Linked DNA regions of Homo sapiens: region 2 is linked to region 1. A link is a contact called in ENCODE Hi-C or POLR2A ChIA-PET data. All regions are on one chromosome and are shown on one strand. Each heading gives the region's core, a stretch centred on a gene start or an enhancer-like site at or near the end of the contact. The rest is flanking DNA. Distances are from core to core; before and after follow the strand shown.

Region 1 (4,581 bases), core at 1,537-4,036:
AAAAATCAAGACCTACAGGCTGGGCATGGTGGCTCACACCTGTAATCCTGGCACTTTGGGAGGCCAAGGCAGGAGGATCGCTTGAACCCAGAAGATCAAGACCAGTCTGGGCAACATAGTGAAACCTTGTCTCTACTAAAAATAGAAAAATTAGCCGGGAGTGTTGGCGCATGCTTGTAGTCCCAGCTACTTGGGAGGCTGAGGCAGGAGGATCACCTAAGCCCAGGAGGTGAAGGCTGCAGTGAGCGGAGATACGCCACTGTACTCCAGCTTGGGCAACAGAGTGAGACCCTGTTTAAAAAAAAAAAATCAACATACACAAAACGTGGGTCATGGGCAGAGCAGCCATGTCACCAGGGAGCAGGCAGCCAGCTGGGGGCTCCTGAAAGCCAGGCTGGCTGCAGAGGGAGGCCCCCCACCACCCCCGGGAGGAGGGCTTGGTGTGCTGACCCTGACCACAGGCACTGACCGTATTTCTCGTTGAAGAGTTCCTTCACCTGCTCCCGCAGGATCACCTTCTCCCCGAGTCTGTTGGCGTCATCTTCATCTACAAGAGGAAGACAAGGGGGCATGAGAGTTGGCACCAGCTTAGCCACTGGACCTGCTGCTTCTCCCACCAGGCGTCCCTGATCTGCCAAAACATTACATTCTCTGCAGGGCCGACCCACTCCTATATAGCTGTTTTTTTTTTTTTCCTTTTGAGACAGAGTCTCGCTCTGTTGCCCAGGCTGGAGTGCAGTGGCGTGATCTCAGCTCACTGCAACCTCTGCCTTCTGGGTTCAAGCGAATTCTCCTGCCTCACCATCCCAAGTAGCTGGGATCACAGGCACGTGCCACCATGCCCAGCTAATTTTTGTATTTTTAGTAGAGATGGGGTTTCACCATGTTGCCCAGGCTGGTCTCAAACTCCTGGCTCAGGTGATCCACCCGCCTCAGCCTCCCAAAGTGCTGGGATTACAGGTGTGAGCCACTGTGCCTGGCTGCAGCTGGTTTCTAGCATCAGTTATTGGTCTGTCCCTCCATCCATTTTTCTTTTTTTGAGACACGGTCTTGCTCTGTCACCCAGGCTGGAAGGCAGCAGTGGATCATAGATAGCTCACGGCAGCCTCCAACTCCCAGGCTCAAGTGATCCTCCCACCTCAGCCTCCTGAGTAGCTGGGAATAAAGATGTGTGCCACCATGCCTAATTTTTTAAAGTTTTTGTACAGATGGAGTCTCGCTATGTTTCCCAGGCTGAAGTGATCCTCTTGCTGGCCTCAAGTGATCCTCTTGCTTTGCCCTCCCAAAGTTCAGGAATTACAGATGTGAGCCACGGTGGCCAGCCCATCCCACATTTTTTTATCAGTGTCCCCAGCACAGGCCCTGTGTTGGGCACAAAACAACCTAAAGAGAAGAGGCAGGGCTGCTTCCCTGAGGGGCTCCCAGCCAGAGGGGGTGTCATCTGGTCACTAAAGTACAACAGGACACACTTAGGAGACAAGGGGCATGAATGAGGGTGCCCACCCTCTGTGGGCAAGTCTGGGGAGACCTCCCCCAAGAGAGAAGGATGCTTGAATGGGCTCTCAAGGCCTGACATGGTGGCTCATGCCTATAATCCCAGCACTTTGGGAGGCAGAGGCAGGCAGATTACTTGAGGCCAGGAGTTCGAGACCATTCTGGCCAACATGGTGAAACCCCGTCTGTACTAAAAATACAAAAAGATTAGCTGGGCATGTGGCGGGCACCTGTAGTCCCAGCTACTCAGGAGGGTGAGGTAGGAGAATCACTTGAGCCTGGAAGGTGGAGGTTGCAGTGAGCAGAGATCACGTCACTGCAGTCCAGCCCGGGAGACAGAGACCTGTCTCAAACAAAAATGAAAACAAACAAACAAACAAAAAATGGGCTCCAAAAAGGCAGGTAGGAGTTTGTGAAGGACGGAGTGGCAGTGGGAAGCCACCAGGACAGAAGGACCAGCCATGCATAGGCACTCAAGCGTGAAAGATCTTGTGTTGGCTGGGTGCGGTGGCTCACGCCTGTAACCCCAGCACTGAGGGAGGCTGAGATTGGCAGATCACCAGAGGTCAGGAGTTTGAGACCACCCTGGCCAACATAGCGAAACCCCGTCTCTACTAAAAATACAAAAATTAGCCGAGTGTGGTGGCGGGCACCTGTAATCCCAACTACTCAAGAGATTGAGACAGGAGAACTGCTTGAACCCAGGAGGCGGAGGTTGCAGTGAGCTGAGATCGCGCCACTGCACTCCAGCCTGGGCAACAAGAGCGAAACTCCGTCTCAAAAAAAAAAAAAAAAAAGAAAAGAAAAGAAAAAAAGAAAAAGATCCCATGTCCTGGAAGTGGCTGAACTTTGGGGTGGTACAGGGGAGATGACTGATGGGCCTAGTGGGGTCCATGCACAGGGGCCGGTGTCACTGTGCTGGGCTGTTGGAAATCCCCTGACCGCTCGCTGACCAAGGTCTGTGAATGGGAAACAGACCGTGTCTGGGAGTGTGGGGGCCGTGCATTCTCCCTGCTCACTGCCCAGGTAACCGTCACGGCCTATCTGCTGCTTGAGCCCTGGTGTGCTCTGCTCTCCCCTCCCTGTAGCCTAGAGGAGCTGCTGGAGTCAGTTAGCCCTGGAGATGGGGCCTGAGCTGGGCTGTAAGGCTGAGTGGGGGTTGGGCTGGAGATGGGGTCTGGGGCAGAGCTCTGCAGCAGCCTGTGGGCTTGTGCCAGGGTTGAGGACGGGGCTGGGATTGCAGGAAGGGTGGTTTGCATGTCCAACAGGAAATCTCCTCTCTGAGAAGCGTGGGGTCACATGGGCTGGGCCTCTTGGGGCAGGCGGGTTCGGTAAGGGTGAGATGTTGTGGGGTGGAGCTAGACGCAGGCAGGGAGCCAGGGCCGGATGATTCAGGGCAGAGCAGACTGATGGGTCTTTGGAGCAAAATGACTCCTGTTTTTTTTTCTTTTTGTTTTTCCAAGACAGAGTCTCACTCTGTTGCCCAGGCTGGAGTGCAGTGGCACGGTCTCGGTTCGCTGCAACCTCTGCCTCCCAGGTTCAAGCCATTCTCCTGCGTCAGCCTCCTGAGAGCTGGGACTACAGGCGCCTGCCACAACGTCCGGTTAATTTTTGTATATTTAGTAGAGATGGGGTTTTGCCATATTGGCCAGGGTGGTCTCAAACTCCTGAGCTCAGGTGATCTGCCTGCCTCGGTCTCCCAAAGTGCTGGGATTACAGGCGTGAGCCACTGTGCCCAGCCTGACTCCTGTTTTTTGAGACAGGGTCTCACCCTGTTTCCCAGGTTGGAGTACAGTGGTGCCATCATAGCTCACTGCAGCCTTGAACTCTTTGGCTCAAGCAATCCTCCCCACTCAGCCTCTCAAGTAGCTGGGGCTCCAGGCATGAATCACCATGCCAGACTAAGTTTTTTTAAAATTTTTTGTAGAGAGAGTCTCTCTCTGTTGCACAGGCTGTTCTCGAACTCCTAAGCTCAAGCGATCCTCCTGTCCGCAGCCTCCGAAAGTGCTGGGATTACAGTTGTGAGCCACTGTGTCTGGCTCTTTTAATCTTGAAAACTCTGGGAAGAGCTCACTTCTGTTTAGGAGGCTGCCTTGGGAACTGCATCTCCTGGCGTGGTGCTCTGTGCTGCTTAGAGTCTGCTGACCCCGTCTGGGTGGCTTGGCCTCCCGTGCGCAAGCTGCCAGAATGGAGGCCCTGTTCCCCATGTGGGGGTTGCCCCAAAGAGCAGGGAGCTTCCCACAGGACAGAGGCTGGGCACCTGCTTGGCCTGGTTCCTCCTTTTCCCAGGGCTCCAACACCCACCACCTCAGGTCCTCCCAAACCCTGCAGGTCCCTGGCCTGGTCCGTCCACACCCACACTCAGCAATCTCTGCACATCTCTGAGTTGCTGATCTGTCTTCAGGCACGGCCCGCCAGCCCCCCTGCGTGCCCAGAGACACTGCAAACATCAGCCATTCCAGACAACGTCCTCCTCCCGTGTCCCTATCTCGTGGAGTAATGCCTCTAATTCAGCCACACAAAGACCCCACGCTCCACATCCCCTAGAACCCTCGTCTTCTCCTGTGACCCAACACGGGCCTTCCTTTCAGGACTAGGATGTGGGAAGAATCAAGGCCACCCTTGTCCAAATCCATGCAGACAACAGTGATGGAGTCCTGGGCCCAAGGACCAGCTCCTAGAGCCTGCAGGGAAGCAACAGCACATTCCATCTGTCCCCATGCCACTGAGGAATCTTTGGTGGCAGGATTCTCAGCAGGCATGGCCATGCATGCACAGAACAGAGAAAGGATGGCCTGGATCACACACATCACTGTGTGCAGATGCTTTCCTAGACACTGCAGCCAAAGACACAGAGGCTCAGAGAGGTAAAGAAACTTGCCCAAGGTCACACAGCCTCTAAGCACCAGGAGTACTCTGTGTCAACCCCAAAGCCCTGGTCTTTCCACTCTACCATGAGCCCTGGGTTTCCTGAGGTCTCAGATTCCTCTACAGTTTCTTTCTTTTTCTTTTTTTTTTTGGAAGAGTCTTGCTCTGTCACCCAGGCTGGACTGGAGTGCAGTGGTGCGATCTTGGCTCACTGCAACC
Region 2 (4,940 bases), core at 2,109-4,608, 490 kb after region 1:
TTGTATTTTTAGTACAGATGGGGTTTCTCTATGTTGGTCAGGCTGGTCTTGAACTCCTGACCTCAGGTAATCCACCCACCTTGGCCTCCCAAAGTGCTGGGATTATAGGCGTGAGCTGGTTTTCATTTTGCCTCATAAAAGCTTTTTAGGGAATGCTCACTTTGTCTCTGCCCTAGGTCCTGGAGATGGAAAAGGGGATGGGGGTAAGGCAGAGAGGAGACTGAGAACTTTAAGAAAAACAGGGCCAGGTGTGGTGGCTCATGCCTGGAATCCCAGCACTTTGGGAGGCCAAGGTGGGAGGATTGCTTGAGACTAGGGGTTTGAGACCAGCCTGGGCAGCATAGCAAGACCCCATCTCTATGACATTTTTTACAGAAAATTAGCTGAGCATGGTGGCACACTCCTGTAATCCCAGCTATTTGGGAGGCTGAGGTGGGAAGATCACTTGAGGTCAGGAGTTCGAGACCAGCCTGAGCAAAATAGTGAGACCTCACCATTACAAAAAATAAAAAATTAGCCAGGCATGGTGGTGCTGCCTGTAGTCCCAGCTACTCGAGAGGCTGAGGCAGGAGGATCGCTTGAGCCCATGAGGTCGAGGCTGCAGTGAGCTATGATCATGTCACTGCACTCCAGCCTGGGCAACAGAGTGAGACCCTATCTCAAAAAAACAACCAAGCAAACAAAAAGACTATTCTCGTATGGGGGAGAAGCTCTTCCTTACAGTAACAAATGCAGAAGGAAGAACAGAGTTAGAAATTCAGCATTTGGTAGCCACCCTAGTAATAATCGCTACAGGCAAGAATCATCAATAGATGCTCAAATCATTTGGGGAAGGGTTTTTGGGAACAGGATATTTACAGACTCAAATCTCACAAATGGTTTATTGATGACAAAGGGAAAAAAATCCTTACAGTACAGAAAAAACAAGTAATCAAAGTGAACATCCTCAGCAAAGGGCACACTGACATCATATGTCTCCTGGCAAGATCCACTCGGAAGGACAGAGGATCACTTATGCAGTATCAGGCCAAACCTGCAGAGCCTGTCTCCCTAAGAGGAAACATCAGTCAAACCCAAATGCGAGGGCAGGTACGATGGCTCACGCCTGTAATCCCAGCACTTTGGGAAGCTGAGGCGGGAGGATCACTTGAGCCTAGGAGTCTGAGACCAGCCTGGGCAACACAGTGAGACCCTGTCTCTTTTTAAAAAAAAAAAAAAAAAAAAGGAAAAACATTTTACTTTAATGACTGGCCTGTACACTTCAAAAATGTCAAGATCATGAAGGGCAATGAAAGGCTGAGGAAATGGCCAGACGCAGTGGCTCATGCCTGTAAACCCAGCATTTTGGGAGGCTGAGGTGGGTGGATCATTTGAGGTCAGGAGTTCAAGACCAGCCAGGGCAACATGGTAAAACCCCGTCTCTAATAAAAATACAAAAATTAGGCATGCATAATGGTGCACGCCTGTAATCTCAGCTACTTAGGAGGCTGAGGCAGGAGAATCACTTAAGCCCAAAGGCGGAGGTTGCAATAAGCCAAGATTGCGCCATTGCGCTCCAACCTGGGCAACAAGAGCAAAATTCCGTCTCAAAAAAAAAAAAAAAAAAGATACTGATGACACATGACGATTAAATGCAATGTTGATCATGGACTGGACTGTGGATGAGGGGGAGATTGCTATAAAGGACAGCTCAGTAGTTCAGTATAGAGACAATAGGCAAAATTTGAATATGGTCTGTGTATTAGATAATGGTATCAATGTTACATTTCCAAAATGTGATCACTGAACTATAAGATACAATTGATAATTACATAACAGAATGCCTAGCCAGGCGTGGTGGCCCGTGCCTGTAGTCCCAGCTACTTGGGAGGCAGAGGTGGGAGGATCACTTGAGCCTGGGAGGTTGAGGCTGCAGTGAGCTGTGATCGCATCACTGCACTCCAGCCTCAATGACAGTGATACCCTGTCTCCAAAAAAAAAAAAAAAAAAGAGAAGGTCCTTCTTTTGAGAATATCTAGCATAATTGTGGGGGAGTCAATGATCCCTGCAACTTACTCCCAAACGATCAATAAATAACAACATGTACATGTATGTACAAATATAAACAAGTCACTAAACATGTATATGTATCTGTATCCATATATGTATATATAGAGAGACACACATATAACTCCCAAATATGGCAGTTACGAATTGGTGAACCTTGGTGAAGGGTGTGTATGTATTCAATGGACTTATTATTTTAGCAAATTTTCTATAAATCTGCAAAATGCGAAGATGAAAAGTTGAAAAAAACCAAAGAAAATATTTTCATTGATACAGGCTTTGCATGCATATAACCTTAAAAATAAGCCAGGCATAGTGGCTCACGCTTGTAATCCTAGCACTTTGGGAAGCCAATGTGGGAGGATTGCTTGAGCCCAGGAGTTCAAGACTAGCCTGGGCGACACAGCAAGACTCAGTCTCTACAAAAAATTAAAAAATTAGCTGGGTGTGGTGGTGTGTGCCTGTAGTCTCACTACTCAGGAGGCCGAGGTGAGTGGATTGCTTGAGCACAGGCATCTGAGGCTATAGTGAGCTATGATTGTGCCACTGCACTCCAGCCTGTATGACAGAGCAAGACCCTGTCTCAAAAAAAAATTGTGTGTCTATATATATATATATATATATATGACATACATATGTAAATTCCTTAGAATCTCACATCCTCTCCCTTGGTTTGCTAAAGCAGCAGGTGGCCTGGATAAATTAGACCTTCCTTAAAACGCTGCTATACACAAAATGAAAAGCGGTCAACTAAAACCAGTTTAAAACAAATAAGTAAATCTTTGGCAAGTTGGGCTCTTTCTGGGAAGGGTGTGGCTCTTTGCAGAACTGGGATGTTCCAGATGTTGGCTGGGCGAATGCTTACCCAGTGAGGCAGACAGGGAGGAGACGTCATTAACTGTCTTCTTCATTTTTATTTTAGAGATAGGGTCTCGCTCTGTCGCCCAAGCTGGAATGCATGGTGTCATCATAGCTTGCTGCAGCCTCCACCTCCTGGGCTCAAGCAATCCTCTCACCTCAGCCCTCCGAAGTGGCTGAGATAACAGGCATGAGCCGCTGCACCCAGCTGACTGTCTTCATTTCTAAAATTCTGCCTGGATTTCAGGGACCAGCTGCAGCCTCTGACTCTGTGGGGACCTCCCTTGGCCCTCTGGTAAGAGCCGTTGGTCTGGGAGTTTCCTCATCTCTTTCAAGCAGCTGTCTGCTCATCATGTATGTAAAGCAGCTGCTGGCTTGGCTGATGTCAAGGGATGGAGACACACAGTCAAGCCCAGTATAATTTTCTGTCCCCAGGGCCACCTTCACATCTCAACAGTGCCTATGCAGTGCCAGGCACCTGCCAGGTGTACAAGAAACATTCACTGCGTCAAATGAAAGCTAGCACTTGGTAGGGCCGGGCGTGGTGGCTCATGCCTGTAATCGCAGCACTTTGGGAGGCCGAGACGGGCGGATCACGAGGTCAGGAGATCGAGACCATCCTGCCTAATATGGTGAAACCCTGTCTCTACTAAATATAAAAAAAAAATTAGCCGGGCATGGTGGCAGGTGCCTGTAGTCCCAGCTACTCGGGAGGCTGAGGCAGGAGAATGGCGTGAACCCAGGAGGCGGGGCTTGCAGTGAGCCGAGACCACACCACTGCACTCCAGCCTGGGCGACAGAGCGAGACTCCGTCTCGAAAAAAAAAAAAAGAGAGAGAGAAAGCTAGCACTTGGGCCGGGCACGGTGGCTCACACCTGTAATCCCGGCACTTTGGGAGGCCGAGAAGGGAGGATCACTTGAGCCCAGGAGTTTGAAACGAGCCTGGCCAACATGGTGAAACCCTGTCTTTACTAAAAATACAAAAATTAGCCACATGTGGTCACCTGTAGTCCCAGCTACTCAGGGGGCTGAGGTGCAAGAATTGCTTGAACCTTGTGGGTGGAGGTTGCAGTGAGCTGGTATCACACCACTGCACCCCAGACTGGGCGACAGAGTGAGACTGTCTCAAAAAAAAAGAAGTGACCAATTGCCCAAAAGTAGAAACACTGCATGCTACTTCTCAAGGTGTCAATAAAGGCGCCACAGAAATCTTAGAAAGCTCCAAGGTATCCAACTCCCTCATTGTTCAAACAGACCCCCAAAGCCTAGAGAGAAAGCAGCTGCTCAAAGTCACACAGTAATCTAATCTTTATCAGCCCTGCCCCATTTTTTTGAGACAGGGTTTTGCTCCATTGCCCAGCCTAGAGTGCAGTCGTGCAATTATAGCTCACTGTAGCCACTTCCTGGGCTCAAGAGATCCTTCTGCCTCAGCCTCCCAAGTAGCTGTGACTACAATGTTTCCCAGGCTGGTTTCGAACTCCTGGCCTCAAGTGATCCTCCCATCTCAGCCTCCCAAAGTGTTTCGATTATAAGTGTGAGCAACCATGCCCAGCCTTTATGTGTTCAGTGATTTCACCATGCCTGGCTAATTTTTAATTTTTTTTTTTTTTTTGTAGACATGCAGGTCTCGCTATGTTGCCCAAGCTGGTCTCAAACTTCTGGCCTTAAGTGATCCTCTCACTTTGGCCTCCCAAAGTGCTGAGATTACAGGTGTGAGTTACTGCGCCCAGCTTCTTCACTCATTCTTGACTTGGTTCCTCCTCTTTCTTGTTGGATCAGACATGGACTAAAGAAAATGTCTTTTTATTTTTTGAGTGTGTTTTTTTTATTTTTATTTTTTTGATACAGAGTTACACTCTTGTTGCCCAGCCTGGAGTGCAATGGCAGTCGGGGCTCACTGAAACCTCCACCTCCTGGGTTCAAGTGATTCTCCTGCCTCAGCCTCCCAAGCAGCTGGCACTATAGGCACACACTACCATGCCTGGCTACGTTTGTATTTTTAGTAGAGACGGGGTTTCACCACATTGCCCAGGCTG

What was found. A loop is a pair of places that touch in the nucleus more often than their neighbours do. ChIA-PET counts read pairs that join two places held with the same protein, here RNA polymerase II (POLR2A). Pooled maps may share reads with other maps.
Region 2: a pooled map shows a loop between it and region 1 (6-fold over the local background). The contact joins two enhancer-like sites. A Hi-C loop is called at or near these places in 2 of 50 pooled maps. POLR2A ChIA-PET finds 5 or more read pairs at or near these places in 3 of 52 experiments (B cell, GM10248 and activated naive CD4-positive, alpha-beta T cell).

What each region holds. Positions count from the first base shown.
Region 1 is chr7:74,585,817-74,590,397 of GRCh38, reverse strand. It overlaps GTF2IRD1 (GTF2I repeat domain containing 1), which reads right to left. Exons shown (of 27, transcript NM_005685.4): 23 at 470-547. Among named protein-coding and RNA genes, the nearest start is that of MIR10525, 7.9 kb to the left of the region's middle. RefSeq lists enhancers at 2,315-2,474, 2,495-2,544, 2,024-2,610, 2,611-3,198. Within about 2 kb of position 2,786, at least 16 of the 41 ENCODE cell types and tissues checked have a DNase peak (open chromatin) inside an H3K27ac peak, as active enhancers do.
Region 2 is chr7:74,099,534-74,104,473 of GRCh38, reverse strand. All of the region lies in intron 5 of LIMK1 (LIM domain kinase 1), which reads right to left. Among named protein-coding and RNA genes, the nearest start is that of LIMK1, 18 kb to the right of the region's middle. RefSeq lists an enhancer at 3,792-3,861. Within about 2 kb of position 3,358, at least 6 of the 41 ENCODE cell types and tissues checked have a DNase peak (open chromatin) inside an H3K27ac peak, as active enhancers do.